Linked DNA regions of Homo sapiens: all the other regions are linked to region 5. A link is a loop called in an ENCODE intact Hi-C map of the cell type or tissue named here. Cell type or tissue: heart right ventricle. All regions are shown on one strand. Region 1 holds the start of LOC124902960 (a long non-coding RNA gene). Region 2 overlaps PTPRR (protein tyrosine phosphatase receptor type R). Region 3 has its middle 160 kb from the start of MYRFL. Region 4 has its middle 170 kb from the start of MYRFL. Region 5 overlaps MYRFL (myelin regulatory factor like). Region 6 overlaps PTPRB (protein tyrosine phosphatase receptor type B).

Region 1 (4,000 bases), 820 kb after region 5:
AATTGGAATTGCTTCTTGTCTGCCGAACATTTGAGACAACAAAGTATTGTATAGATTTAACACTGGAAGCTATACTTCTAAGAGAGATTTAAAATAAATACCTCATGGTCCACTGTTTTTTTTTTTTCTTGAGATGGAGTCTTGCTCTGCTGCTGAGGTTGGAGTGCAATAGCACGATCTCAGCTCACTGCAATCGCTGCCTCCTGGGTTCAAGCGATTCTCCTGCCTCAGCCTCCCGAGTAGCTGGGATTACAGGCGTGTGCCACCATGCTCAGCTAATTTTTTGTATTTTTAGTAGAGACGGGGTTTCACCATGATGGCTGGGCTGGTCTCAAACTCCTGACCTCGTGATCCGCCTGCCTAGCCTCCCAAAATGCTGGGATTACAGGTGTGAGCCACTATGCCTGGCCGGTCCACTGTTTTAAACACAAATACACACCTTTTTTGTGTCTTACCATTCAGGGTTGAATATTTGGTGGAATGTTTTAAAGAGTTAGATGTTACATTAATCCTTTGTATTTTATGTGAAGAAAATGTATTCATGCTAAAAATAGTTTTCAACAATTTAAATATTTTGAGTGTGTATATTGTAGATGAGGTGAAATGTTTACAAAACAAGGATTCAATTATAATGGGGAAATACTAGAAGAATACATAAATTTACAGATTGAAACATATTTATACCATTTTGCACATGCTTGAAATATTGTGTAAAACAATTTGAAGATAAGTCCTTTGGACTTTTTTGCTTTCGTATGTCTGAATTATCAATACGCACATTTTCCACCAATAATTCTCCATGTCAGATGAGGACATTCGGAGAAGTGTGAATGAGATAAAAACGAGGTGCTTAAGACATTCTGTTCAAACGGATAGAGTTCATTTACTGAATACTCCTGACCGGTTCCTGGAGTTCAGATCCACACCTAACAAATTCCCAAAGTTCTTCAGACCTCAGCAAGTCAAAATACGCTACGGAAATCATTTTTGACAAGAACTCTCGGGCTAAGCTTTAAGTAATCAGTATCTGGTTAGGACAGGAATCACCCAGTATCCTGTGGAGGAAAACAGCCGACATGAAGGCCATTTCAGCTTTCCCTCTTCTAATCATGCTTTCTAACCTACTGCCAATTCGCTCCTAGGCTGTCCTCGATAAGGCATGCCGTAGGATTACGGGAACCCAAAGTTCACGAATGCAAACTTCACGAGGCTGCCCGGCCCCATCCTTTCCAGAAGATCATATCTACAGCAAAACGGTGCTTTATCCTAGAAATCCCTTTTCAATCCAAATCCTAATGGAACTCCTTGACAACCCCTTGACTAAATTACATTAGTAATATAGTTCCTAACAATTTCCTTTGTTAGGAAGGGGAGCAAAAGGGCAAAAAAAAAAATCATTTTTTTAAAAAAATAATGAAAATTGCAAAGGCTTAAATACTGAAAGAATTGCTTGCCTCTACAACAAATCTGTATCATTACTAACAAGCGATAAAAGGCCTTCCGATGGATACCAAATGAGAACCTTCCAGAGGGCCACGGGCGCCCAGCTGGAAACCCCTGCTAAGAGCATCTGCAGTCTGAACCCACAGTGACTGCGCGTCTTCTCTGGATGCCATTAACAGACCTCTGCGAAGGGAGGCTTCGGCTGCTCCACGTCAGCTTTAGGATTGGTACGTGGCCCTTTCTTTGTTTATCTGATTTGCCTTTAAATCTTACAATGGCAACAAGTGTCTCAAGTAGGATTGTTGAGGACAGAGAAACAATGCTCAAATGTCCTTTGAACAAAACCAAGAGCCCACCCTGCCGACGACCCTGAAACCTCTCCTGTCTGTAAGTGGCGCACAAGCGCCACCTGGAGGGTGCAAGGCGCAACCATCGCTCTTCTCAAAGTGGAATTGGTCTGTGTTAGGCTGAAGAGATTATTTTATTTTAAAATGCTTCCATTCCTCCACTGAAAAAATTTAATATAGTCTAATTATGAATATGGAGAAGGTGGAAAAAGAAAAATCCTCGGGTGCCTTAGTCATTAGGGGAAGCAGGAAATAGAAACAAGCGTGAGATCTGGGGGCACATTACCTGGGCTCGAATCCTATCTCTGCAGTAATGTACTCTGCGACCATGGAAATGTGCTTGAATGCCTGTGTCTCCGTTTCCTTATCATTAAATTTGAGATGATATAATTTACCCACCTGAGGTGGATATGAGGAGGAAATGATTTTATATATCTGTGATGCATCTTGTACAGTACCTGGCATATAGCAACTGCTCCACAAATGTTAGGTATAGGCATAGACTTACCAAGTCTTTTCCAGTTTTTTCCTCTCTATGTAGAGGTATTGCTCTGTTACCCTGGTAATTTTTTTTTTTTTTTTTTTTGAGACAGGGTCTTGCTCTGTCGCCCAGGCTGGAGTGCAGTTGCATGACCTCAGCTCACTGCAACCTCCAACTCCCGGGTTCAAGCGATTCTCCTGCCTCAGTCTCCAGAGTAGCTGGCTAATTTTTGTATTTTTAGTAGAGACAGGGTTTCTCCATGTTGCCCAGGCTGGTCTTGAACTGGTCTCAAGTGATCCCCCAGGCTTGGCCTCCCAAATTGCTAGGACTTACAGGCGTGAGCCACCACACCTGGCTCAGGTACATTTTTCTTATTGGTACTACCACTAGGCCCTAGGATATTATCCTATATTTGAATATGCTTGATACATAATCTTATTTCACCCCACTCCCTCATCTTCGACTCCAATAACTTTTTCTATTTGGTTTCAGATTAAAGCTCAGATTTGGTTCTTCACTGAATAGGGTTTGCCTATATAGAGGTGCTCCTTAACAGCACTGCTTTCTAGTATAAGCATGTCAACACAGGTTTAGTTATTTAAAATGCATATCTTATATAAACCAGATAATCCACAAAAACACTCGTGCCATATTCCCCTAAAAGAAATGTGTTGCAGGCATATACCCATTGTTACTTCTCTTGCTTGGAAGTCCTGCAAAAGCTCTTACTTACACATGGTACTGCCAAATATCCTAAAGTTCTCCAGTTAGAAATAGGTTAGAAATATACCGAGGAGTTAGAAATATACTGAGGAGAACCAAGAGAACAGTTTTGATTAGAGTCTGAGTCAGTCAACATTGCACATATATAAAACTTCTGTCTAAGAATAGGTAATTTATCTATCCTGGCAGAGCATTTCATGAGGGGCACCGCTATTGTGAATAACAATGGACAGCCACCTCCCTTGGGCACAACCCTTTCCTCGGCTGATGGAACAGCAGGTGGAAAGAAGAGCAGGCACACGGTGGATAGCTCCTGTCCAAATAGATTATCACACAAATCAAAAGGTGGACTATTGTGGGGGAGGAATTATAAAATATATTTCAACACATTTTAGGTATTTGGCAGGATTCTGTTTGGGTTCACCATCAGCTTTCTTATAGGGCCTTGGCAAATGCAGTTTCCCTGACTGCTTAGAAATATTTATGATCTTGGGCTTTTTTCTACTAGGCAAAACTGGAATTATGAATTCTGCACAGTATAGGATTCATAACACCGCAAACTTTTCTAGCCCGTTTAATCTTTATTTCACAGGCCTAGCTTTTCTATGGAAGATACCGTAGTGAACAAATAAACAAAGTGGATTGAAATTCGCCCTGCTAATATATCCAGGAAAGGAATCGTTGGGAGGATAGTTGGATGATTATTGGAACTGGCAGGTCAGTGAGGGCAGCAGACTCTCAAAGAGCATGAACATGCTGACCAATTCATTAGAGACTCTACAGCCCAAATTGACCCCAATTTAAAATGTATCCAAATTTTGGCATGGGAAGTATTGTATTAAGAAATAAGAACAAACTAGCAGAGTTTGTTTTCAAAATGAGGGAGGCATAGATGAAAAATGGCTAAAGGCTTTTTTACCCTTTGAAAAATCTGTCCCGGCTATGCGCCCCCCGTGGACGCTTCCTTTCCCACCCACTCCTTTCCTGCTTTCTTACTACCAGAACC
Region 2 (4,000 bases), 830 kb after region 5:
TTGTTGAATAACCCAATACAGGTTGAGTATCCCTGTATCCCTTATCCGAAATGCTTGGGACCAGAAGTGTTTCAGATTTTGGATTTTTTTTTTTTCAGATTTTGGAATATTTGCCATACATATATACAGAGCTCAGCTCATTGAGGCATCAGAGAAGGGCCCAGGCCCCTTCTCTGATCTCTCTCTCTCTCTCTGTCTCTAGATATATATATATGGCAAATATTCCAAAATCTGAAAAAAAAACAAAAAATCCAAAATCTGAAACACTTCTGGTCCCAAGCATTTCGGATAAGGGATACAGGGATACTCAACCTGTACTGGGTTATTCAATTATATATATATACATATATGTGTATATATATATATATATATATGTATGTATGTATATGGCAAATATTCCAAAATCTGAATATATATATATATATATATATATATATATATATATGCCAGTTGAGGATCCCTAATCCAAAGATTCAAAATCTGAAATTCTACAGTGATCCTTTCCTTTGAGCATCATGTCAATGTTCAATAAGTTTTGAATTTTGGAGCACTTTGGATTTTGGATTTTTGGATTAGGGATATTCAACCTGTACTGACAGATGGCTTCCTTCAATTCTCAAAGTTCTTTGTAAACTAATTAGTTAACTTCTTTATCTCCATTCCTTGTCCACACAACACTAAAGAGGATGCCTTCTGGCACCAACAGCCTGTGATCCTAACAATTTTAGTAATGAATATGGCTATAGGAACCCAGTATAATAGAGTAGGTAAGAGCTGTTGGAATACTACGGGGCCAAAAATGAAACTGATTTTAGAAAATTATTAGAAAAGCTTCCAGGTTTGCAATCCATGAGTTGTTTCAGTTCTAGAACTCTGCTTCCAATAAGGGTTATGGCCACTGCTTTCACATCAGAGGCTCTGCAACAGCTGTAGAGTTATGGGAACATCCTTGCGACCTGGACCAGGGAGACTGAGATTACAGTTCCCAAATAGGAATAATTTAAATACAGATTATAGAAATATATACTAATATAAATATATTCAAATACACCATAGACATTTAAATATATGCATTTAAACTTAAATGTATTTAAACACATGCATTTAATGAATATATTTAAATATGTTATACATGTTTGCATATATGTGTGTATATATAGATCTTTATACAGATTACATGTAGAGATGATCTATTTGTATCTATCTGTCTATCTATCTATCTATCTATCTATCTATCTATCTATCTGAGTATCATCTTTCCCCAACCCTGGACCAGAGCTGTTGAAGCTGAATTTGGATTGGACTCTAGAATATTTTCCATCTGGAAAGTCTGTTTAGATAGGAATATCTAGAAATATTACAAAGTTTCCCTAGAGGACTATGTTAAATGAGTTTTGGGGACCACTACTCTAAGGTTTCTCCCAACTGTAAAATGCTATATTTTTGGCCTTTTGAGAGGCCCCCAGCTCTAAAATATTAACACTTACTTCTAGATTATAACTATGCCCACCATAACCACTTTTACCAACAGTGAGTGGGAATGAAGGACGAAATTAAGCATTTATTAAGGTCTAATGTACACCAGGCACCTTAATAGGCAATACAAATACATGGACATGGCAATAAAAAAGAGACATCCTTACCTCCAAGCAGCTTACAATTTAGTTTACTGAATTACACAGTTTACTTTCTTATGAAGAATCATAATGATTTAAGAAAAAAAAAACCTGAGGAGTCCAATAACCATGTTCAAGCCATGTTTTAATTATTTTACTTGTTATTTCTATTTTGAGGATTTTGACGTTCTAATGTCATTTGATATTTTTCATAATGTCATTTGATATTTTTATCCTCTTGGGGGGATACAACTAGTGGATGACAAAAAAACAATGAAAAAATAATAATTCCAAGCAAACTATTATTGACATTGTGTTAAAGATTTTGTGAGACACCCTGCCCACACTAGATTTCACTAGTATCACCCTAGAGGATGTAAGTTCTAATGAGAATTTCTGTCACACCCAAGCCTCGATTTTTACTTTTACAGTATAGTGCTGTTTCACTCTGCCACCTGCAGGTCATATATGGAAGAACATATTTAAATTAGAAGGCCTGGCTTGGTGGCTCACTCCTGTAATCCCAACACTTTGGGAGGCCAAGGCAGGTGGATCACCTCAGGTCAGGAGTTCAAGACCTGCCTGGCCAACATGGTGAAACCCCGTCTCTACTAAAAATACAAAAATTAGCCGGGCATGGTGACGGGCACCTGTAACCCCAGCTACTTGGGAGACTGAGGCAGGAGAATAGCTTGGACCCTGGAGGAGGAGGTTGCAGTGAGCTGAGATCATGCCACTGTGCTCCAGCCTGGGTGACAGAGCAAGACCCCGTCTCAAAAGAATAAATGAATTAAAAAAAAAAGGTAGAAATCAGAGGCCAGGCACAGTGGCTCATGCGTGTAATTCTAGCACTTTGGGAGGCTGAGACAAGAGGATCACTTGAGACCAGGAGTTGGAGATCAGCTAGTGAGACCCCCATCTCTGCAAAAAATAAAAGAATTAACTGGACATGGTGGCATGTGCTTATAGTCCTATTTACTTAGGAGGCTGGGGCGAGTGGACTACTTGAGCCCAGGAGTTTGAAGTTACAGTGAGCTAGGATCATGCCACGCCACTCCAGCTTGGGGGAGAGAGAGAGAGAGACAGAGAGAGGAAGGAGAGAGAATGAGAGAGAGCAGAAGGAAGGAGGAAGGAGATAGAGAAAGAGAGAGGAGGGAGGAAGGAGAGAGAGAGACAGAGAATGAAGGAGAGAGAGAGACAGAAGGAAGGAAAGAGAGAGGAAAGAGAGAGGAAGTGAGGAGGAAGGAGAGAGGAAGGAAGGAGGAAGGAGAGATAGAGGAAGGAGAGAGAGAGGAAGGAGAGAGAGGAAGGAGACAGAGAGGAAGGAAGGAGGAAGGCAAGAGAGAGGAAGGAAGGAGGAAGGAGAGAGAGGAAGGAAGGAGGAAGGAGAGAGAGAGGAAGGAAGGAGGAAGGAAAAGAAAGAAAATATACTTTAAAGTGAAATAAACAACTCTCTTCTATGAAACTGTGATGGAAAGTTAAACCATTGGTCAAGATTATAATGATTACCTGGATCAAAAATTTGGATGGAAGAAAAATCCCTCCCCAGAAATGAAAAAAAAATGTTGGAGTTTAAACATGTACAAATAGGAAAGCAATGGTAAGGACAGTCACCCCTCTACACAATGTTCAAAGATGAGGAAGTATTGCCTCACCTGGAGAAACTTGCAATCGCCTTGTCTGAGACCTCTCTCTAGATTTCTAGACCATTCTTTCACTAATATGGAACCACTCAATTGTAGGATATTTTCTTAAGTGTCTTGATGCATATTTACGCTGTATTAACAGGTTCAGGATAGAGTCTCTTAAAGTTTACAAAGTTTATTCATTAAACAGGAGCAGAGGGGCCACGACCACAGACCTTAAAAACCAATTGGCCACATAGGGTGGTTGGATAATTTAAGCACCCGTGAAGGAGGTGGCAAGTGAGAATTTCTCCCTTTCTCTGGGCTTTCTAGAATCAACTGGATGTTTTAGAGCTGAAATAGACGAATATGTCTAACTCCCATGAGTAAGGCTAACTCTGTATCATTCAGTCAATTTTTAGAGAACCTCTATTATGTGTGTGGTATTAGGAAGTAGGAAAACAAAAACGAATAAGCTCTCAGGAGATCCTACTGTGTGCACGTGTGCCTACACACACATGTGTGAGTTCTTGATGGGGTCAGGGAACAAGAGAGGTAATTTAGGATGGTTTATTCCTAGATTCTGTATTTTTCTATGTATCGGATGGGAGAAGAGAATTTAAGGACAGCAACACTGATTTTAAAAAGCTGCCTTGGGCAATGAAAAAAAGAGCTGCCTGGAAAAACGGACAGGTGTTTGAGTAGGGCTGACCATCCTCTGGAGACTGACAAGATGAAGGATCCACATCTGAGGTATAT
Region 3 (4,000 bases), 84 kb after region 5:
TGAATATCTACTACTGTAATAATGCGTATGGCATTTGTATTCTCCCTGTTTAGGGGACCACTCGTTTTATGGAAGATATGTTATTGAAGTGTGTGCCTGTGTGGCATTTGTTTTGTTCTAAAGCCAAACTGAAGTTCATTATACTCTGCTAAGCCCCTAGTGACTTACAGGGTTAGAAGTGTTTTTTAAGGCAATTGATGACACCACAGCAAAAGCAAAATCAGAATGTGGGAAATCCTTCAGCACATTCTTTGGAAGATGAACAAATACAAGCAGAAAGGAATCCAATAGGGAAAGAAGAAATTCACTGAAAGATAAAAAGTAAATGAGGTAGAGAAGATTGACTTTGCCCACACATTATCCACTTAGTCATTGAATAAGAGGACAAACACAAATCAATAATTCTAGTCAACTCCTTGAATTCTCATTTTCCCCAAATAAGATTCCTTCTCTCATTTCAAATCTACCCAGATTACAACTTTCTTTTTGCTACAAGAATTGAGCCCATCCTAATTACCTACCTCAATTATTTTATTCACGTGACAAATATTTATTGAATACTTCCTAGGTGCCAGCCATTACGTATACAAAGAAAATAACATATGATCGTTGATGCAGCAGAGACAATATTAATGTAGCACCAAACCGTGTTTCCTGTTCTTTCCAGGCACACAGCTAGATGGAAACAGGCTAAGAGAAGGTTAAGTTGGCCAAGGTTACATAGCTAGTAAAGTTGCAGAGCAGAATTCACACTTATGGTAGAGCAAAATTCAAATTAGGTAGTAGGCTCAAAAGCATACCATTAGCTGACATTCCCTGTGTAAGTTCTGTGCCAACCTGAATTTCAGTAAGGACTTCACTGGAAGGTAAATTTTATGAGGGCTAGCAACCTCCCCTGCAATTATGTAGGGTAATATGGCAGAGTCAGTAGAGCGGAGGTAGAAATGATGTCTGTCATTTCCAGTCTTGACCTATCAACATCTCTCTCATAGTCCTCTGTGGGCTCTTTTTTTCCACATCTGCCAGCCAAATGCTGATGAACTAGTAGAAGATTCCAAGGTCCTCAGGGATGAGGAAATCACCCAACGGAAGATCCTAGAACCCTGGAATGCTGAATGACTGTATGGAGTAAATGACTCCTAACTGACTCCCATTGGACTATAACGTGTGAAAACACACATGCACACACATGCGCCCCCGTGCGCGCACACACACACACACATCTTTATTGGGCTAAGCCACTGAGATTTTAGGCTTATTTGTTTTAGCAGTTAGACTGCCATGACTAATACATGTGCCATTAAAAAAAAAAGTCTACAGTCCAGTAAGGGAGAGAGGAATGTAAAAAATATCACACCTCATAATAATTATTCCTCTCAGAGACATCATGGTGCTATGGTATTTATGAATGCTCTTTGTTACCATATTCATAGAACCCTGAAAGGGAGATGACCGATTGTCCTACATGTGATGCTCAGAACAGGAGTAAAACACAAATAGTTCAGGGGCCAGGTTTCACACGTGTAAGTGTGAGCCAATGGGAGAGCAGCCAAAGGCGAGACAAGAGGGAGCTCTAGGAAGTGGGCCTGGCTGAAACTGGCACACCCATATCAAAGCAACCAGATTGATTCTTTTAAAAACTTTATTGGCTAAACAAAAAAATGGCCAGCTTGAAGTCACAGTTCTCATGTGGGAGATTTCACCTAGATGTCTCTAGGTGACCCCATTCTAGTGCTGATTGTCAAGAAGTTCTTGGGTGTATAATATGTTCTTATACATTTTTCCTTGAATATCATCTAAAGGCACACTTTCCAGTCCAAGATTCTGGATCTTAGTGCCTTGGATCTTAGTGCCTTGTTCCTTTGAGACCTACAAGTTTTGATCTCTAAGAGTCCAAATTATTAATCTAATACATAATTAGTGACAAGATCAGCTACATAATTTGTGGAGTCCTTTGCAAAATGAAAATACGTGCCCCCCCATCCAAAAAGCATGAAAAAATGCTGTTTTGGTACCAAAATGTTAAACTTTTAAAAATAATAAAAATTGTAGGTACATAGTAGATGTATATTTTTATGGGGTACATGAGATAATTTGCTACAGGCATGTAATGTGTAATAGTCAAATCATGGAAAATGGGGTCTCCATCTCCTCAAGCATTTATCCTTTGTGTTAGAAACAATCCAATTATATACTCTTTTAGTTATTTTTAAATGTACAATTAAATTATTATTAACTGTAATCACTCTGTTGCGTTATCAAATATTAGGTCTTATTCTTTCTAACTACAACATATTAAAATTTTACCATGCCTGATATGTCCTGCCCTGGCTGGGGACAAGTAAGTCCTCCAAGGCATGCACCTTCCAAACCAGAATGCACTTAGCACCTGGCTCAAGCATGGGTGACAGGCTCGCACTTCCTGAACAGCCCACTGGGTGCACTGTGGAGCTGTCAATCCAGGGTGGGACTGTGGCCACCACTCCCTAAGATGCCACAGGGAACACACACCCAACCTCAGCCCTTCCCTCTCCCTTGCCCAGACTCTGGCCAGAGTCAGAGTCCTGCCCCCTCCCCACAAGACCTGGTTGCCATCCAGGGCACCACGGGTGGAGGGTAAGCAGCCAATAACCCAGGTGGTGATGGGCACTGAAGCGGCGGGAGGTGGGGCCCCACATAAGCAGAGGCTCCAGGTGCCCACCTGTGCTCCATTGTCCCATCAGACTTCATCTACACACAATTCAAAGATAAAATTTTAAGAATCTGAAGACAGCAATGCGAAGCATTGAATCCAAGTGGGGAGCCCTTCTGACTGGTGGCCCTGTGTCACTGTGCTGCTCACAGACCCACGAATTCGGCCCTGATTATGGGACACCTACTACCTGCTAGGCACGGGGATGCCATTCTGAACAACATAGACCAAGTCTCTACCCTCATGGAGTTTATACCCTTACAAAGTCCTTACTGAAATGTAGATAAGCCTGAGAGGGGTCATAGTTCAATGAACAATTTAATTAGAGGGAAGAGTTTGCAGATGGTCAGCTTTTGAGCTTACCACAAAGATTTGAAATGTGGACTCTGCTCTTCCACTTTTATTAGCAGTGTTGTGACATTGCACAATTTACTTAACATACCCTAAGCCTATTTCTTCATCTGTAAAGTGGGAATGATAATAACACCAATTTCTTTTTTTAGATAGACTGGATTATCTAAAAATGATAGACTGGATTAAGAAAATGTGGCACATATACACCATGGAATACTATGCAGCCATAAAAAATGATGAGTTCATGTCCTTTGTAGGGACATGGATGAAATTGGAAATCATCATTCTCAGTAAACTATCGCAAGAACAAAAAACCAAACACCGCATATTCTCACTCATGGGTGGGAATTGAACAATGAGATCACATGGACACGTGGAGGGGAATATCACACTCTGGGGACTGTGGTGGGGTGGGGGGAGTGGGGAGGGATAGCATTGGGAGATATACCTAAGGCTAGATGACGAGTTAGTGGGTGCAGCGCACCAGCATGGCACATGTATACATATGTAACTAACCTGCACAATGTGCACATGTACCCTAAAACTTAAAGTATAAAAAATAAATAAATAAATAAAGTTATTGGCATGGAAATGAGAAAAAAAAATTTTAAATTATACTTTATGTTCTGGGATACACGTGCAGAATGTGCAGGTTTGTTACATAGGTATACAGGTACCATGGTAGTTTGCTGCACCCGTCAACCTGTCATCTACATTAGGTATTTCTCCTAATGCTATCCCTCCCTAAGCCCCCAACCCCGACAGGCCCCGGTGTGCGATGTTCCCCTCCCTGTGTTCATGAATAACACCAATTTCTATAAGCAAAGAGTCTGAATGGGTGCATGCTCATACTATTATTACCCTTTAGCAATAGTATTAGTACTATTATTAATATTCATTAACTGTAGCCTAAATGAACAAAAAGAAAACACACACAGTTGGAGGCATGGGGCA
Region 4 (4,000 bases), 91 kb after region 5:
GTTTTGAAAAAAAATTGCCCATTGATTATATAGAAACATTGTCTTCTGCACTGCGGCTGCAGAGTTTCTTGTCTATGATCCTGCTTCTCAGGACTGAACTTGGTCCCAACAGCTTTGTCGAGAAAAGGGGTCGGCATTCTGGGGCACATGTGCTTGGGTGGCATTTGAGAGTATTTCCACAGATGGGTTTAGCTATTGCTGTCATTATATACCCATCCCCAACTCCTTACCCAAGAGTGCTTCTGAGACCACCACCACCATCTTGTCCTGACTAGTCCTTGCTCATTTTCCAGGTCCTGGTTCAAACATCATGCCTTGGGGTCCCCTTCCTTGAACACTGACCTTCTATTCTTTTAGTCATTCAATTAGAAGATATTTTAAGAGGTCCTACTATGTGTCAGGTACTCTTCTAGAAGCTAGAGTACAGTATTAAACAAAGCAGACAAAATGCCCTGGCCTCATGGTACTCTCATTCTTAAGTAAGTTTCCCCATGTCATCCTGAAATTCTTGCTCATACACCATTGCATGCTTTTGGTTATTTATTTGTAAGATTTTGAATTAATGTCATTATTCCCCACTAATTTCTAAATACAAAGAAGGCACAGATCATAGGAGATTTTTCTCTGTTAACACAGAGCTTTGCACTTAATCGGCACCCATAAATATTTGTTGAATAACTGACTAGCCATGAAGCACATCGATTCATCCTTCTTCTAAAGAGCCCTGGCATAGGGCATTCTCAGCACCAACTCCTAGGGTTTCCTCAGGTGCTGTGAGCTCGGGCAGTGAGCCTTGGAACCAGACACAAAAGGTCCATAGTCTAAAAGGAGAGGGTTCCCTATTGTGACCTACCTTGTGTAAATGGTTTCTGCCCTGGGGATGTGGAAACAGGAATCTTTGCATAGTGCTCATGGAGGTACAGACTGTTGCAGCCATTTTGGTAAGCAATCTTGTAGAATTTAGTCAAATTAAGTAAGCATACATCCAGTGTTCCAACTATATCCCTCCTGGGTATGTATCCCATGGATATTCTCACCCAAGTGCATAAAAGGACATATATAAAAATGTTAATTTCAATATTTGTGGGTGTCTTCCATCACTGGAAAAGCAGATGGGTAAATATTGTGGGGCACACAATTGGGTATTAAGCAGCGATTAGGAACAATGGGTTAGTTATACATCCAACAATATGGAACATAGCAACATAGAGCCACACTAATGCTTAGTGGAATAAGTAGAAAACAGAACAAGATGTTTAACATAACCATTTATGTAAGTTAAAAATCCATGCACATAAATCATTACATCTTATGTTTTGCAAAAACATATACAAATAAAAAAGAGCCACACTAAACACATTTAAATGATTCCCTGTGGTGAAAGGAGAATGGAGGTGGTGATGGAAATAAATGGAAATTAATTTGTGTAATAGATTAATTTATAAGTAAATAAGGGAGGGGCCTTGCATGGACCAATGATGTCACTGAACAGAAGGTTCAAAAGTAAACATATTCTCCGGAGCATCTGCCCTGTTTGTGGTCCCACTTGCTAGACTTGTCTGCCTGTTGTGGCCACTCCCTGATGCTGCCTTTAGATCACATAGTTTACAGAGGTGCTTTAGAATATCATAAATTTGTTTCTTCTTCTGTGATGGTGACCCTTGTTTTTCTTTCCCCATAGCAGTTGCTTGAGAACTCTGAGTTCCCAGTGTCTGCTCCTGTGCAGCTTACAGGGAAATTTGGCAAAACAAGCGGTGTCATTAGGCTGGCTCAGCTGGTACTACTCCTGGAATCTCTGTGAGTGATCTGTCCCTGCCTTGCTGTGATTGCTGAAGCATAGCCTGCTAAAGAATCCAAGAATCCAAATGTGGCATCTGGGAAAGGCTCTGGTCTCCCAGTCACATAGAAATGTTGACATGACTTCTGCTGTTAGTTTGGAGCTTCATGCCACATTAGTGCAGCTGTGGCCTGTCTGTGCCTGGAGTTTCCTGGACACAGGCAGCAGTCATGTTCTGTTTATTGACTACCCCTAGCGCTGTGGTTCCTCATTATTGACACTGTTGTCATGCCGTGGCTCTCAAGTCACTGTTTCCAGAACTTCGGCTGTGCATACAATAAGCTGCCACAGAGAAGCAATACCACCATGGCATGGCGTTGGGCCGGCCCTTACTGTACTGCAACAGGCAACTTCTCACATGGGGGTGATAGAGGCTGGACTCTCCAGTGTAAAAGCTTCTGGGTTGCAATGCCCTGAGGAGCATCCAGATATGTTTTGGGAGCTGTGACACCAGAGAATAAGGGTATAGTCTGAGAAAGCAGGAATGAGGGAAGCGTGAGGGCTGGATGGAATGGAGTATGCCATTGTGCTCAATGACTCCAGCTTGGGACAAAGGTTGAGCCCATTACAAGAGTGTCAGGAGGACCACATGAGGCCAGGCACACATTCCCAAAGGGGCTAAAATTTTGATTTTTGGTATTATATCTAAAGGAGTATACAACCAGGCACAGAAATGCTCTGAATGAGGTCGGGTGCCGTGGCTCACGCCTGTAATCCCAGCACTTTGGGCGGCCAAGGTGGGCCGATCACAATGTCAGGAGTTTGAGACCAGCCTGGCCAACATGGTGAAACCCCATCTCTACTAAAGCTACAAAAATTAGCTGGCATAGTGGTGTGCACCTGTAATCCCAGCTACTTAGGAGCCTGAGACAGGAGAATCACTTAAACCCGGGGGGCAGAGGTTGCAGTGAGCTGAGATTGCACCATTGCACTCCAGTCCGGGAGACAAAGAGAGACTCCGTCTCGAAAAAAAAAAAAAAACTACTCTGATTAGGTTGGTAGGGGAAGAATGTCATCAAACCACTTTAAACTGGTGGTCTACTAGAGCACCACACAGTCTATAGTACACTGCAAATAAAAATGTACCCATAAATCCTATTAGTTATATAGAATGTTTATTGATGATAAAAAGCATTAATTTCTTAAATGTAAATAGCTATAATAAACTAATAGACTAAACATTTTATAACCCTCTTTTGTCATTTCTCATATATATATATATGCTAAAAGCCTCAAAAAATGGAAATGGCCAGCATATTTCAACCTCTGAGAAGTCTTTGGTAAAGGACACACACAACACACTGTCTCTTTCTCTCTTTCCCCCACACTCCTCCCCAACCCTTAATAAATAGAATCAAAGGATACACAGTTTTTTTTCCCACTTAGCAAAATAGAAGCATCTCTCTTTTCATATCTATAAGTATAGATCCCTATTATCCTAGTTAACGGCTTCATGGTTTTCACTGTGTAGATATGCATAATTATTTAACCAAATTCCTATTGCTAAATGTTCAAGTCATTTCAGATTTATCAGTGTTCTAAACTGTGTGACAATTAACATCTTGTTTGTTCATCTTAGCACATTTATCCAACTGTTTGCTTCAGGTAAATTCCTAGGAGTGGGATTTCTAAGTCAAAGACTTTTTAAAAAAAGGCTCTTCTACATGTTGCTAAATTTTCCTCCAGGAAGGTTGTACCAATTTACACTCCCACAAAAGGGGCACACATGTGCCAGTTTCCCCAACCCTTCACCAGCACTAGATAACATTAGTCTTTCATTCCCATTCTGACATCTGGTTCTTCCTCTGAAGCCTGGGCTTCATCACCAGTAGCTTGACCTCTTTCAAGGTTAAGCCCGCATGGCACTTTATCATTTAAAGAGCTGGCTTCCCACTTGGAGGGAACAAATCAGCTTTCTCCATAAAACAATGAAATGTTTTCCTGGTCTTTAAGGTTGAACTAAACTTTCCTTTAAATGTGTGCCTGGATTTGTGAGTTTAACTGGTAAGGATAAACTGAGCCTATTTTAAAGCTCAGTAAAATTAATGCCCAAGTGAAGGATCATCTGTGGTCAGGACTTATCTAAATTGGAAAATCATTGTCAAGACACCACTGAATTGCATCCAGGTTACCATCCCTCTGATTTACCTTGGAATTCTAGTT
Region 5 (4,000 bases):
AATTTTGGTTAGAGAGAATACCCTATTCTACAAGTGTGCTGTATAACACAAAAGTTACCCTAACAGCATTGAGAAGATAAGGATTACTAACATCAACCATTCATCCCCCCACTAGAAATATCTTATTATTATTTCATTCAAACTCTGAAACACAGAAGTGAAAATGAATGCAGACTTTTTGGTTTATTTAATTGTTTAAGAAATGGCATTATTGTTTGAATTAGTGAGTTTTAGAAATGTCCACAGAATACATTTTTTGCCACCTGAGATTCTAGAGGGGCCTATACAGGTGCATACAAATGGGTTGGGCAGAGGGCAGACCAGCCAACATTCTACAAAAGAGCCAGATGTGGCCTCTTAGGCCATGGCCTGGTTCTGTTAGTTTAAGCTCCGGAATGAAGAATGGGAAGAAAAATTTGACAAAGACACTACAAGCCCTGACTACATTAAATGGAGAAATGAAAACTGCATTTAAGCAAATCCAGACTTGTTCTGTGGCCTAAGAACCACTTGTCCTAATGGCAGAGATTGGCATTTTACTATTTGGTAAGGGTGATTGTATGAGGGTTAGACCTAGATGAGTTCCAGGTCTCCAGGAAGGGTCCAGAATTCTGACCAAGCTTGTCAGAATTCTGCTTGGAGAGAGAATGGTGGGCAGGACCCAGTAATTATTCATCTGGGTTGTCAATCAAAACAGCTTTAGAAGTATATTATGGTCCTGTAGTATAAATTGACCAATTTAATGAAAATTAAGGCTTACTCCAAAGAACAGATTTATTTGCAGAGTCTTTGTTTCTGGGAGCATTTCCCAGTGGAGTTCCTTCAGTTTCCCCTTGTTAATGACTGGGCTGTTCTATCTCAGCCCCACTTTCCTTCTAAAATACTTAATTAAACCTGGTTTGGAGTGCAGTGTTGCAAGCAGGAGGGATGATTACTTTTGTCTGCCTTTCAAAGACACTCTAGGGTTTCCTCATTTTGAAAACCAATAGATTATTCCAGTTTCTTTTCCAGAAGAATAGAAATGGTCATGTCCCCAAGAATTCTTCCTCTACTGCTCTGCAAATCACAGTGCGTGACATGGGAAACCAAACCTAGGGTTAGGGAAGATGATATAATAATGCATATGTGTACACATGCAAACACACACAAACACAGACACACGCATTCCTCTTTTGGAGTTCAGATGAATGTTTGTTTACTCAAAGAAAACAGTTTATGGAGTAATGCCTGTTTTGGACTCAACAGATCTTTCTGTCAACTACAGAAGGGCAACTTACGACCAGGAGTACATGGCATAAAGAAGTAGTTCTCAAGCTTGTATTATGAATAAGAATCCCCAGAGAGCTTGTAAGAACACAGATACCTGTGTTTTTGATTCAGTAGGTCAGGGATGCCTGAGAATATGCATTTCTAACAGGCTTCCAGGAGATGCTGATATTGCTAGCCTGCAGACCATGCTTTGAGTAGCACCAGCAGAGAGTATTTCTAGGTCCTTTTTCTGTAACCCTCTCAAAAGGTGCAAAAATGGACTTCCTAAGAGCTGCCTTCCTCAGGTCAAGCTCTTCTATTAGTTCATTGGCTGCTGCTTTCGAATCCCAAACGATGGTAAAACAAATTCCAGCTTTTCACTTCTAACTCAGCATAGCCTTCAAATTGCTGCTGATGCTGTTTTCTATTCCAATAACCTGCAGGGGGCGCCATTTACATTGTATTTTTTATGAAAGGCGTCCCCCTGGAATTGTGCAACTCTGCAGGTGCGTTGCTGAGGAGAGCAGATGAAGCAATTATAGGTTAAATAGCTGCTGCTGTGCCCAGGAGAGTGTGTCGAGAATAACTTTGAGACTTTTCATCCTCATTTTTGCAAACTGTTCATGCACACATGATTTCACTTAATCCCACAATAACCCTATGAGGTGGGTAAAGGAGACATGATTCTTTATTCATCAGAGGAGGACACAGTACAGAGAAAGATTAAGTGGCTGCCCCAAGGTCACACAGCTAGTTTGTGTTATAACATAGACTAGAATGCTCGGGTCTCTTCCCTAAATAAGAGGATATGACACAAACAATAAAAATATTTTAGACATTTTAATTAATTTGTTTTGGTGTTTGATATCCATCAGCCACTATTGGGTCACATGTGAATACAAACTCATAATTCCAGAAAGAGGTAGTATATTGTGGCTTGCTTTCACACATGAAGGTTGTGGATTCCAGAGAAAGGAAATAAGTTCACAGATCTTATGAGAACATTTCCTGTTACTGATGAGGAATTCTCCCTAGGGCTATATATTTAGAATGTTGTGAATCTGTGGCCCTTTCCAAAATAATGTGAACATATTTTAGGGATTTGAGTTTTCATCTGATGAGAGCTAAGTGAGAGTATTGCAATTGTTCCAAAAAATTAAATCCACTTATATCTGCTGTTCCAGTATCAAGTTACCAACATGATAATAACTATCCCAAAGCTCATTATGAAAAAATTCATCACTGTCTTATTTTGTTTCCTTGAAGTGGCTCATTATGTTCAAAATAGAGAAAAATACATCACCATCTTATATGGCATACCTTTGGATTTAGTTGATTGGTTGCTATAAAAGGATTTGAGTCAAAGCCAATTTGCCATTCACAACCAAGGGGCTCTAGGGAACTTGCAGAAAAGCTCTTTGTTCAAGTAAATTTACACAAAATAATGTTCAAAGTTTTTACTTTATACTCTTCCCCCACTCCCCACTACCCTCCCACCCCATTACATTCTTTCACTGCTGTTTTTTTTTGTTTTTTTTAAATTTTCTTGAGACAGAGTATTGCTCTGTCCCCTAGGCTGGAGTGCAGTGGCATGATCTCAGCTCACTGCAACCCCTGCCTCCTGAGTTAAAGTGATCCTCCTGACTCAGCCTCCTGAGTAGCTGGGGCTATAGGAACATGCCACCACACATGGCTAATTTTTGTATTTTTAGTAGAGATGGGGCTTCACCATGTTGGCCAGGCTGGTCTTGAACTCCTGACCTCAGGTGATCCACACACCTCAGCCTCCCAAAGTGCTGGGATTACAGGTGTGAGCCACCACACACCTGGCCTCTTTCACTGCTTCTGTTTATCAAGTATCAATGGTTGAGTCTTCCAAGCAGCTCAGGGTTCAGACACTTGGGATTGAATTAGGAAATTGAAGACATCAAAAAGTTCTTTAAACCCAAACTAAGAAATAAACTTTGTGGTTTCTTTTAATTATTTTTAAAATTGTAACAAATGCATATGACAAAAACACTCAAACAATACCAAGAGAGTATATAGTGAAAGGTGAATCTCCCTCCTACCACTGTTTCTCCATCTCCCAGGCTCCATCCTTGAGGAAACCATTGTTATTGGTTTCCTGAGTAGTCTTCAGAGAAAATCTATGCATATTCAGGTGCTGAGCCTGCAATGTATCATATACCACCAGAAAGGTAAAAAGTCAAGTATTAGTACTGACTTTTTAGATAATCAGGATCACAACTGTTTATCTAAAGTTGTGACAGCCTGCCTCAATCATAAAAATACATCATAATTTTAAAAACAAATTAATTTTGTTGTGAGGATTTTGAGGGATTTAGAGATGCTTACTTTAAAATATTTGGGAATATATTCAGTGGCTACAGGGAAGCAGGAAGGAAGGCAGTGCAGTGGAACATTCTTTGACAAAGAATTTTATTTAAGAGTAAAATCTCCAGAACTTTGTCTAGTCCAATGGTTTCACTTGGATTTTCTTTGAAGATTGCCAGGACTACTTCTAAGCAATGCCGTGAAACAGGCAAATCATTATTTAATAATCAGAGGACTTGTAGTTCCAGCTCCAGAACTTATTAGCTTTGTGGCTTTGGGCAATTTATTTATCTTTTCAGAGTGTCAGTGTCAATAAAATGAGGACAATAGTACGTGTCTCATATAATTGCACTGTGAATTATCGCACAACAAATGTAGCTGTTATTATTCTTCCTTCAGTATCCTCTGTGTTTAGGGA
Region 6 (4,000 bases), 670 kb after region 5:
TTGGTTTTCTCACTCACTAGCTGTGGGACTACAGGCAAATTACTTGACCTCTGTAAGTTTTAGTTTCTTCATTAGGAAAAATGGCAGTGATGATAATACTAACCAGCCCATAGAGTTGTGAAGATTGATTCTTTTTTAATTTAATTTTATTTTATTTTTGAGGTAGGGTCTCTGTCTGTTGTCCAGGCTGGAGTGCAATGGCATGATTATGGCTCACTGCATCCTATACCTCCTGGGCTCAAGTGATTCTCCCACCTCAGCCTCCCCAGTAGCTGGGACTACAGGCACGTAACACCGTGCCCGGCTAATTTTTTTGTATTTTTTGTAGAGACAGGGTTTTGTCATGTTGCCCAGGCTGTGCTTGAACTCCTGGGCTCAAGCTATCCTCCTGCCTTGGCTTCCAAAGCATTGTGAAGACTGAACAAGATGTAGACATAAAATGCTTTGCTGTGGGTCTGGTTCATGGTGAACTGTCAGTACATGTTAACTACTATGGCAACACTCCTAAAAGAGTTCTAAAGAAGTGATACCCAAGTAACACTTAATTCTTAATCTGTGTGCCTCAGAAGCACCAGCTGATCACATCAGTTCATTGCTATTTCTCTGAAAGCACCCTCCAACCCCGCCACTCTCTGCTGACATCATACTTTATTTTCATTCATCCAGGTTGGACAACATCATTGTCACTATCAACATGACTTTGTCCCTTCTTGCTGTCTCCCTTTTATCCCTCCAAATGCTCAATCGAAATACCTGAACTACCCGAAAGTTAAATGCACCACTGCATCTATTCAGGTTCAAGAACAGTATTTCACATTACCTGTGAAGCCCTCAATGAAGGCTGACTGCTGTACATCCCCGCTAATCGTCAAGACAAGAATTTTGTATTGGCGGCCTGGTGTTAGGGAAGTAAATCGATACTCGGTTGCGGTATTTACAAGGTGAAAAGGAGGAAATACTTTCATGTCATTGAAGAGCAGCTGGATCTCATATTGGTCGACATCCCCATTAGCTCCTGACCAAGTCACATGCAAGTCCTCAGTGCTCCTGTTGCGCAATGTTAGATCCTTAACAGGCTCTGGAACTAGGGAGAAAAATGAGAAGACATTTCAGGAAAGGAACTGATCAGAGTTTACCTACATAATAATTTATGAATCACATTCAAGGAACTGGCAACATCTCCCTTCCCCAAATAAACCACTAGCACTACTTCATGCATAATTAAACAAGAAAAATTGGAAGCAACTATTAACATTGTGGTTTTTTCCTGACATAAATGTTACATGATCAGCATTGGTAGAACATAATTATAAAATGAGTTATGATCTCAATCATAAGATAAAACAAGAAGTCTAGAATCTAAATGCCATGATGCAGGAAGATAGGGAAGAAAAATGGGACATTTAGCCTTCTTGCTCCCTCACTATGTTTGCTTTTATCTACCAATAAATATTCTGTAATTATAGGCCATGGCTTGGCTGAATGATGTTAGCACCAAGTGAGACTTACTGGGAATGTAATGTACTAATGAATAAGCAGAAAAAATTCAAGGTTCAGATAAATTACTAGAGACTTTCAAGTCCAACCAACTGTCAGATTTTGCAATCGTTCCACTTACTTGTTCTCCCATTCCCTTGTTCATTGGCTTCATATTGTCCACTTTTTGTAGTAACAGTGACACTGTACAACCGTCCAGGGACTAGCTGAACAAATACACATTCGTTTTCTGACTTGGGAATGCTTTTAGTTTGAATGAAGTTGTTTTTGTTTTTAATGGTGACTTCATAGTGATCAAAGTCTCCAGTGGCATGCACCCAGGATACCCTTAAATAGTCACTCCTGGCTGAGTTGCTAACACTGACTCCCTGGACTTTGTCAGGCACTGAAAAGGAAACAGAGAGTAACTAAATATTTATGAATTCTGAGTGAGTAATTGATCACAGATGACAAGCTGGGACAATAAAAAGAGAGAGTAGATTATTATTGTGTGCATTTAAAAGAAAAATCTTAGACCTTAGGTTACAAATTTCTGGAGGGGAAAGATTGTTACACTATGTGGAGTGATTAAACGGATCTTTTAACAGAAGCTGATGAACTCATTCTAAGCCTGCTGTTTGCCTGCACAAAGTGTCATGTATAAGATGGAACATTAAACATGATGGCTGATGATTAATATGAGTGATGGTAAACGATATAGATAATTCCAACATACCTTGCTGACTCAAAAGTTACTAAGAAGAATATAAGCAATCCCCCAACCCGCCCCCCTCAAAAAAATGAGGCTATGCATGGTGGCTCACACCTGTAATCCTAACACTTTGGGAGGCTGAGGAGGGCAGATCACTTGAGGTCAGAAGTTTGAGAACAGCCTGGCCAACATGGTGAAACCCCGTCTCTACTAAAAAATACAAAAATTAGCTGGGCATGGTGGTGCACACCTGTAGTTCCAGCTACTCGGGAGGCTGAGATGGAAGAATCACTTGAACCCAGGAGGCACAGGTTGCAGTGAACCAAGATCACATCATGCCCCTGCACTCCAGCCTGGGTGATGGAGCAAGACTCCATCTCATAAAAAAAAAAAAAAAAAGAAAAGAAAAGGAAAAAGAAAAATGGAAGAAGAAACACATATGGTTATTTGCATAATAAATGAAGAGATTTTCCACATCACTGGTGATCAAGGAAATGCAAGTCAAAACCACAGTGAAATACTGTTTTACATCCATTTGACTGGCAAAATTAAAAAACTATATAAAAACCACGTGTAGAAGAATATATACAGGAGACTGGATAATGAATACATACATATACACACATACACACACACAGTGAAATATTATATAATAGTTATAATTAATTCCTTAACTCAAAACACAAAAATATGGATTTCTTGTCCTTAACATCAAAATACAAAATATGGATGAATCTTACCTGTATAATAAGTAAAACATCTAAGTCCCTAAGATATTAAATACTACATTAAAAATACCTTTTTAAATAATGTTAAAAACAACAAAAAATTTTGAAACCCATAATTTTAGGCCTGTATATAAATGCAATAAAACTATGCAAGATGGAAAGCAAGGGAGAGGTGAACATAGGAGTCAAGATGTTGGCTACCTTTGAGTGAATTCACGAGGTGGGGACCACATACTTTGATGTAGGTTATTGTCAAGGTCCTAGCTTTTATTTTAGGTACTGGTTGGTTTCTTGTGTACATGTTAAATTATCAAAAATTACTAACTAGATGCCTAAAAAGTAAAGGTGGCAGTTGATGCATGGTTTCTTTTTTCTTTTCTTTTCTTTTTTTTTTTTTTTTTTTGAGACAGAATCTCACTCTCTTGCCCGGGCTGGAGTGCAGTGGTGCGATCTTGGCTCACTGGAACCTCTGCCTTCTGGTTCAAGCGATTCTCCTGCCTCAGCCTCCCAAGTAGCTGGGATTACAGGTGCCTGCCACTACACCTAGCTAATTTTTTGTATTTTTAGTAGAGATGGGATTTCACCATGTTGGCCAGGCTGGTCTCAAACTCCTGACCTCATGATTCTCCCGCCTCGGCCTCCCAAAGTGCTGGGGATGCATGGTTTCTTGAACCAAGAATTATGATTAATACAATTTTGTGCATGTGAGGTTCTTTCTAATATATGAACGAAACCATTCTGTATATCTGTGGTCCCCTCCCCAACCAGTAAATAAATATATGCATGTTACTTAGGAACACTGTGGAATAAGGCAATTCTGTATTTAGAGCATGATATTAAGGAGATTTCATTTTTCCATTTGGGGCTGAATTTTAATTCAACAGTAGGCCACAGATTCATTACTATTTCACGGTAACTGGACATTATACATATTAATGAGGAGGAGCATTGAAAAGAGGCATGAACTCGGATCCAGGGTACTAAACTCTTGTCCTAATACTAGCATGTCCTCTGTATTTGGTATATATTAGGGGTTTCTGATCTGACCACATGCCAAGGCTGTGTCCAATTTTTCACCTCTACT

Evidence for each region. Peaks named below come from ENCODE experiments on the same cell type or tissue, not always from the same donor. Only the 100,000 strongest peaks of a DNase experiment are listed, where the experiment ranks them.
Region 1: it touches region 5 in a loop (3-fold over the local background); 28 of 110 quality-filtered maps call a loop at or near these places.
Region 2: a loop joins it to region 5, with 10 times the contacts of the local background. A loop is called at or near these places in 25 of 110 quality-filtered maps.
Region 3: a loop joins it to region 5, with 2.3 times the contacts of the local background. A loop is called at or near these places in 11 of 110 quality-filtered maps.
Region 4: a loop joins it to region 5, with 2.8 times the contacts of the local background. A loop is called at or near these places in 11 of 110 quality-filtered maps.
Region 6: it touches region 5 in a loop (4-fold over the local background); 99 of 110 quality-filtered maps call a loop at or near these places.

What each region holds. Positions count from the first base shown.
Region 1 is chr12:70,718,154-70,722,153 of GRCh38, forward strand. The region is part of intron 6 of PTPRR (protein tyrosine phosphatase receptor type R); the gene reads right to left. LOC124902960 (a long non-coding RNA gene) reads left to right here and starts at 1,043. Exons shown (of 2, transcript XR_007063361.1): 1 at 1,043-1,670. In heart right ventricle, a CTCF peak has its summit at 1,855 (motif pointing left); DNase peaks (open chromatin) are centred at 1,818 and 3,968; H3K4me3 peaks cover 1,418 bases; H3K27ac peaks cover 3,358 bases.
Region 2 is chr12:70,728,120-70,732,119 of GRCh38, forward strand. All of the region lies in intron 6 of PTPRR (protein tyrosine phosphatase receptor type R), which reads right to left. All of the region lies in intron 1 of LOC124902960 (a long non-coding RNA gene), which reads left to right. Among named protein-coding and RNA genes, the nearest start is that of PTPRB, 93 kb to the left of the region's middle. In heart right ventricle, CTCF peaks have their summits at 2,076 (motif pointing left) and 2,277; no DNase peak of the experiment used is centred here.
Region 3 is chr12:69,983,320-69,987,319 of GRCh38, forward strand. No RefSeq gene overlaps it. Among named protein-coding and RNA genes, the nearest start is that of MYRFL, 160 kb to the left of the region's middle. In heart right ventricle, no CTCF peak of the experiment used is centred here; no DNase peak of the experiment used is centred here; H3K27ac peaks cover 186 bases.
Region 4 is chr12:69,990,026-69,994,025 of GRCh38, forward strand. No RefSeq gene overlaps it. Among named protein-coding and RNA genes, the nearest start is that of MYRFL, 170 kb to the left of the region's middle. In heart right ventricle, no CTCF peak of the experiment used is centred here; no DNase peak of the experiment used is centred here.
Region 5 is chr12:69,899,116-69,903,115 of GRCh38, forward strand. All of the region lies in intron 10 of MYRFL (myelin regulatory factor like), which reads left to right. Among named protein-coding and RNA genes, the nearest start is that of MYRFL, 76 kb to the left of the region's middle. In heart right ventricle, CTCF peaks have their summits at 1,684 (motif pointing right) and 1,886; a DNase peak (open chromatin) is centred at 1,716; H3K27ac peaks cover 653 bases.
Region 6 is chr12:70,570,206-70,574,205 of GRCh38, forward strand. It overlaps PTPRB (protein tyrosine phosphatase receptor type B), which reads right to left. Exons shown (of 34, transcript NM_001109754.4): 12 at 1,619-1,882; 13 at 821-1,084. PTPRB-AS1 (PTPRB antisense RNA 1) reads left to right here. Exons shown (of 9, transcript XR_001749196.2): 9 at 1-1,245. Among named protein-coding and RNA genes, the nearest start is that of PTPRB, 65 kb to the right of the region's middle. In heart right ventricle, no CTCF peak of the experiment used is centred here; no DNase peak of the experiment used is centred here.